Linked DNA regions of Homo sapiens: region 1 is linked to region 2. The links are chromatin contacts, found by Hi-C in ENCODE. All regions are on one chromosome and are shown on one strand. The core of a region is the stretch at or near the end of the contact, and the rest is flanking DNA. Distances in the headings are between cores, read along the strand shown.

Evidence for each region. Hi-C counts contacts between places; a loop is a spot of excess contacts on that map. Pooled maps may share reads with other maps.
Region 1: a loop to region 2 is called in a map of mammary epithelial cell, with 7 times the contacts of the local background. The contact joins the enhancer-like site here to the promoter of TTC12-DT in region 2. A Hi-C loop is called at or near these places in 3 of 168 maps with a recorded cell type or tissue (CD4-positive, alpha-beta memory T cell, CD8-positive, alpha-beta T cell and mammary epithelial cell) and 7 of 50 pooled maps.

What each region holds. Positions count from the first base shown.
Region 1 is chr11:114,158,831-114,161,530 of GRCh38, reverse strand. The region is part of intron 3 of ZBTB16 (zinc finger and BTB domain containing 16); the gene reads right to left. Among named protein-coding and RNA genes, the nearest start is that of ZBTB16, 100 kb to the right of the region's middle. RefSeq lists enhancers at 953-1,452, 1,453-1,954. Within about 2 kb of position 1,375, at least 30 of the 41 ENCODE cell types and tissues checked have a DNase peak (open chromatin) inside an H3K27ac peak, as active enhancers do; they include mammary epithelial cell, where a contact is called at or near this core.
Region 2 is chr11:113,313,138-113,315,934 of GRCh38, reverse strand. TTC12-DT (TTC12 divergent transcript) reads left to right here and starts at 1,479. Exons shown (of 5, transcript NR_199709.1): 1 at 1,479-1,605. TTC12 (tetratricopeptide repeat domain 12) reads right to left here and starts at 1,352. Exons shown (of 22, transcript NM_017868.4): 1 at 1,317-1,352. RefSeq lists silencers at 982-1,081, 974-1,268, 1,292-1,541.

The sequences.
Region 1 (2,700 bases), core at 126-2,625, 850 kb before region 2:
TGAATTTCTCCTAGATTTCTTAGCACTTTGCACACATTACCATCTTGTATGATGATTGCATAGTCATACTCATCTCCCACTCTAGACTTAAGCTCCTTGAGGGCAGGGATGTTGTAGCAGTCTTCACTGTTAAGTGCACAGAGCCTGACACACAATTCGTGCTTATTAAACATCCTCTGGCTCCAAAAATGAATGACACTCCCAGAATAGGAGCAGGCCACATGAATACTCAAACCCTAATCGTATGCAGCCGAGTCAAAAATAGGGACAAGCAGTTCTAGGCATGCTCACTTATAAGCCACCAGGACGTTAAGCCAAGCTGTGGGAAATCTACCTAATGGGAAACCTTACACTGGCCCATCTCAGAACCAATTTGAGTCACTGCATGTGTCTGTGGTCTCTGCATGGACACCTCAGAGCTAGGAATCACTTCTCGTGTTACGACAAGGAGTGGCGAAGAGACAGTGGATCAACAGATGCTTCAATGCCAGATCCCCAAAAGGGGTAAGGTAGCAGAGGGTGAGGAGGGAGGTTTCAGAGTCTTCCTGGGACACAGGAAGGGGAAGGGCCACAGTCCTACACCCAAGCTTCACCCTCCATCAGGGCTAGCTTTGCAAAGCCTTGGAGGTCATCTCTCTTCCCACCCCAAGCCTCTTTCCCCAACACGCAAACCCTTCTGACCCCCAAAACCACCTCTGAGAATGCAGGGCCTGGCCAGATCATCTCATTAGTTAATGAGTTTGGTTATTGATAGTTAGTTTAAACTTATTGTGATCATCAGGTATAGCCCATAAACACTTGATTAATTCACACATTCGAATTGAAATTAAAACTTCAATTAAACTGAAATTCACTACTACCATTTAGGCTCTTTTAAAAACCCTTAAAACAGAAAGTAAGGGAGAGAGAAAAAGGGAAGGCACTGTCTCTCAGAAGGGCCTCCTACAGGGCAAACTTCTAATTAAACAAATTGTCAATTTCAACACAATGAAAACTGATTTAGCAGTGTAAATTTAGTATTCTAGTCACTGAAAATAAGACCTGCATTGTCGATCTCCTGCAGGCTGATTTCGCGTGATAGGGAAATGAAGAGGAGAGGAGGACGACAGGGAGAGAAAGGAGGAAAAACTGCGAAGGAAGAACAAGCCGGAGCTCCGTCTGCCTTTCAGAAATGACATCTCTGCGGAATTCAATGCGGCCTATTCTCAAGCATCGGAGAAACTCTTTTCTTGCCTCCTCCTTCACCCCACCCCAACCAGATTAGAAAAAAAAAATTAATGGTGTATGATGACAAACTTGGCTCAGCACTCACTGTACATACTGTACCCACAAGTCTGGCTCGCAGCCAGGCCTGGCCTGGAGCCAGGACTACAATAACAAACACAGGCAATGCTCGCCAAGAGGGGGTGGGGCAGCACACAGAGCTAGCCAGGAAGTGAGAGCCGTTCGGCTCTGCTGAGCAGAAGAAAACAGCAGGAATGTGCCAGTGCAAGGGCAGCAACATTTAGGGGGGCAACCACAACCCCTACCCAGATCCTGGACTCACTTCTCCACAGCCTGCGCCTTTTGAAAAAAAATGCTCGCCTCCCCCCCGCCTCCCCCGCCCAGGGTTCTGGAGCAACTACTGTTCTTCCAGGCTGTGGGCTGCTTGAACCCTTGGTCATCTGTAAAATGGGTCTACTCTACAGACCTGGCACACCCATTCTCACTGTCAGCTTTCTTCATGGAACCTTCAAAATAGAGCAGCAGGAAAACCTCACATCATCTAATTCAATGTCTCTTCTAAAACATCACCTAGTTCTGTTTTCAGGCATCAGAACATGTAAACCACTACTGGAATCTGTAAGAAGACCCAGCGCCACCAGCCCAGCCCTCTGACCCCAACTCCCCAACAAGTCCAGGTCACTCCAGAGGCCCCCAGGGCCTGTTTAACAGTGGCCAAACAATTCAGGAAATGGTCTAGCCTCACTAAGCCCTTTGTGCTATTTTATTTTCAAGACCTCTCAGCACGGAGGTGAGGAGTATGCCGGACAACAGAAAGAAAAAAAAGAATAGAAATATCAGAATATAGGCCGTGAGCTATCTGCAAGGGTGAATTAAAACACTACTATGACTCATCGCACCTGCCTAATCATCAAATCATCCTTTCCAAGGGCATTGGCAAGTGACTAGCAGAGGGACAAATCATTTGACACAATCAGCCTTCAGTGCCCAGTAAGACAGGCATGGAAAGGAAAAACTAGGAAAAGAGGACCCAACTCCCAAAGCCTCTGGAGCAGCCATATGAGATCAGGGGACCTGGAAGCAGCATCTCAGGTGGAACCAAAGTCAGCTTCCCCAGGGAACCGCCAGCTCCGCAGGGCAGTTGCACAGTCACACTCTTGTCTGAACTGGGGACACCGGGCCCACCTGACATGAGTATGCAAGCAACCCTTTCTTTTCTGCAGCCGCTTCCACCAGCCCCACCAATGCTGCTGATGTGTGATTCACAGCAGAGACACTGGCTAACTCACACTGGGTCACACCGCCTGGAAGAGGGATACAATACGAGCCAGGGGCTCCTGGCTGTCCCCTCCAGTGAGTCCTTAGGACATAAACAGTTCCTACCACAGGAGGGACTTGTCCGGAGAGAGGAGTGTCCCTGTTCATCGGCATCCCAGGCTGCATCATTCACTCAACAAATACTTCTTGGCACCAATA
Region 2 (2,797 bases), core at 230-2,729:
AAGAGAGCAGATGACAGGTTGCCAAGGATAGAGAAATACACTAACACCTGACTTTGATCATGACAGGCTGGTCTAGTCAGAAGCTTAAATGTGGATGTGTGACAGGTAACAAACTTGGGGCAATTTGCATCTAAATGTCCATACTTGTTTAAAATCTGCCTTTGGCTTGTTTCTGAAGAGTGAAGAAAGGGTACAAATTGACTGAAGGGATTAGAACATAATGTTACCATGCTCACCAGCGTCTCTTCTGCTCTAGGTACCTCAGATATTATTTTACAGTTGTTTTTGTGCGAGAAGGCCCCGTGGTGTACCCAGCAGTACTCAGTGGTTCATCCACAGATCATAAAAATCATCGGGAAGATTGTTAAATATACAGCTTCCTCAGCCGTAGCCCGAGATTTCAAGTCAGTAAACCCGGGACATTGCCCAGACACGAATATAGATTTTAAACACTTTCCAGGTGATTCTCATTTATGGCCAGGTTTCATAGTAGTGTAACACGCTTCTAACACGTAATCTGCCACGAACAAACTACGAGTGATTTAATCGAGTCTCAGTGTCCTCATCTCCACCAGTTACAAGCTGTGTGATTCTGGCTAAATTCACAACCTCTCCGAGCCTCAGAGTCCTCACCCATACTATGGGAACAGTAAGAGAGAAACTACGAGGACTATTCTGGGGACTGATGTAAAGCACCAGGCACGCGACGAGTCCTCACCGTGAAGCACCCTTACCTATATAAAACAGGGGGTGGGGTTGCGGCTTAACTGAATAATCGCTAGGGTTTCTTCCAGGTCAAATCTTTTCAACTCCCACGGAACAGAGGCCTAGTCCAGTGAATTAATCTGCCCAACGGTATGAAGGTTAGAAGGCAGGCGCGCGGGTGCATGGACAGGAGACAACCTCTGTCTCCCAGGGCATGGATCTCAGGGTCCTCACTGCCTGGCCAGTGCCCCCCTACGCTAGGGTGAGAGGGCCAGAGCCAGGTGATGGCGAAGCGGCGCCGCGCTCAGTGCTTCACTCGGTAGGGCTGCGGCAGCGGGGACCTGTGCCCGAGCCCCGCGCGGAGCCTGCCCCAGACGCGCGCTGCCCGCCGGGCGCAAAGAGGCCAGGCCGCACGCACTGTTGCCCAGCAACCGCTCCCAGGCGTCCGCAAGTCCCGGGCCCTCCATGCAGGTCCCAGACCGCAGCCGTCCCAGACCGCAGCCAAGACCTTCCCATGCTCTGGGGCCCAAAGCAGCGTCCTCTGCTCGGCTCTGAAGGCCAGTGCAGGACCAGCTCCCAGGGGGGATTCCGGGGTACCCCGCGGCACCGACCTGATTCGCCCAGCTTTGGACAGGAAATGGCGCAGTGACCTGCCTGGGCTGGGGCGGGGCCAGGAGCCAGGGGCCCGGGGCGGGACCAAGGGCGGGGCCAGGAGCCAGGGCCCGGGGCGGGACCAAGGACGGGGTCAAAAGCCAGGAGGCGGGACAGGGGGCGGGCATGGACACGCGATCAGATTCGCTACCGCAGAGCTCTAGCTCCGGAGCGCGCCAAGTTGAAGGCCAAAGTCGAGGTTGGGATGCCCGATGCCTGGCGCGGGGAGACGGAGGAAGCAAAGTGCTGGTAACTAAAGCAGCGCCTGCTGCTCGCCTTTTTTCTACTGAAGAAGGGTTGTCTCACTCCCGTTAGCTTAATATCCTTGCCCAAAATGTAAAGTCTCCAGTGTACTTGTGAATCCGGTTTTGTTCATTGATAAATGTGTGAGTTAGAAGACTCACACATTTATCCTTAGGAAAGTTATTTGAGTAACCTTTTTAATCCTCAGTTTTCTCACCTGTGAAATGGAGAAATGGCACTTTCTCATAAGGTTTATGGTTAAAGTGCTGTAACCGCCCAATAGGTTCACCTTGCTCACTGCCTAAACAGAGTCGATTTATCAAGACAGGGGAATTGCAATAGAGAAAGAGTAATTCACACAAAGCTGGCTGTGAGGGAGACCGGAGTTTTATTATTACTCAAATCAGTCTCCCTAGCTTTCAGGGATCAGAGTTTTTAAGGATAATTTGGTGGGTAGGGGTCAGTGAGTCGGGAGTGCTGATTGGTAGGCTAGGAGATGAACTCACAGGGAGTCAAAGCTGTCCTCTTGTGCTGAGTCAGTTGCCAGGTGGGGGTCATAAGACCAGATGAGCCAGTTTATTCATCTGGGTGGTGCCAGCTGATCCATCGAGTGCAGTGTCTGTGAAATATCTTAAGCACTGATCTTAGGTTTTACAATAGTTGATGTTATCCCCAGGAGCAATTTGAGGTTTAGAATCTTGCAGCCTCTAGCTGCATGACTCCTAAACCATAATTTCTAATTTTGTGGCTAATTTGTTAGTCCTGAAAAGGCAGTCTAGTTCCTGGGCAAGAAGGGGGTTTGTTTGGGAAAGGGCTGGTATTGTCTTTGTTTCAAAGCTACACTATAAACTAAGTTCCCCCCAAAGTTAGTTTGGCCTATGCCTAGGAATGAACAAAGACAGCTTGGAGATGAGAAGCAAGATGGAGTCGGTTAGGTCAGATCCCTTTCACCATCTCAGTTATAATTTTGCAATGGTGGTTTCAGTGCCTGGTACCTAGTCAGTAGGAACAGGTGGCACGTGACATCCGGGGAATCATAGGGTTTAGAACAGAATGAGCTAATAGGCACATTCATTCATGCCCCAAATACATGCACACAGCCCTAAAGAAATTTCAGTCTGTTTTTCTAAACAAAATCTCAGAGTATTATGTGCAGGGTTACCAATGGAAAAAAAGCAGGTTTAGGGGAAACTTGAGC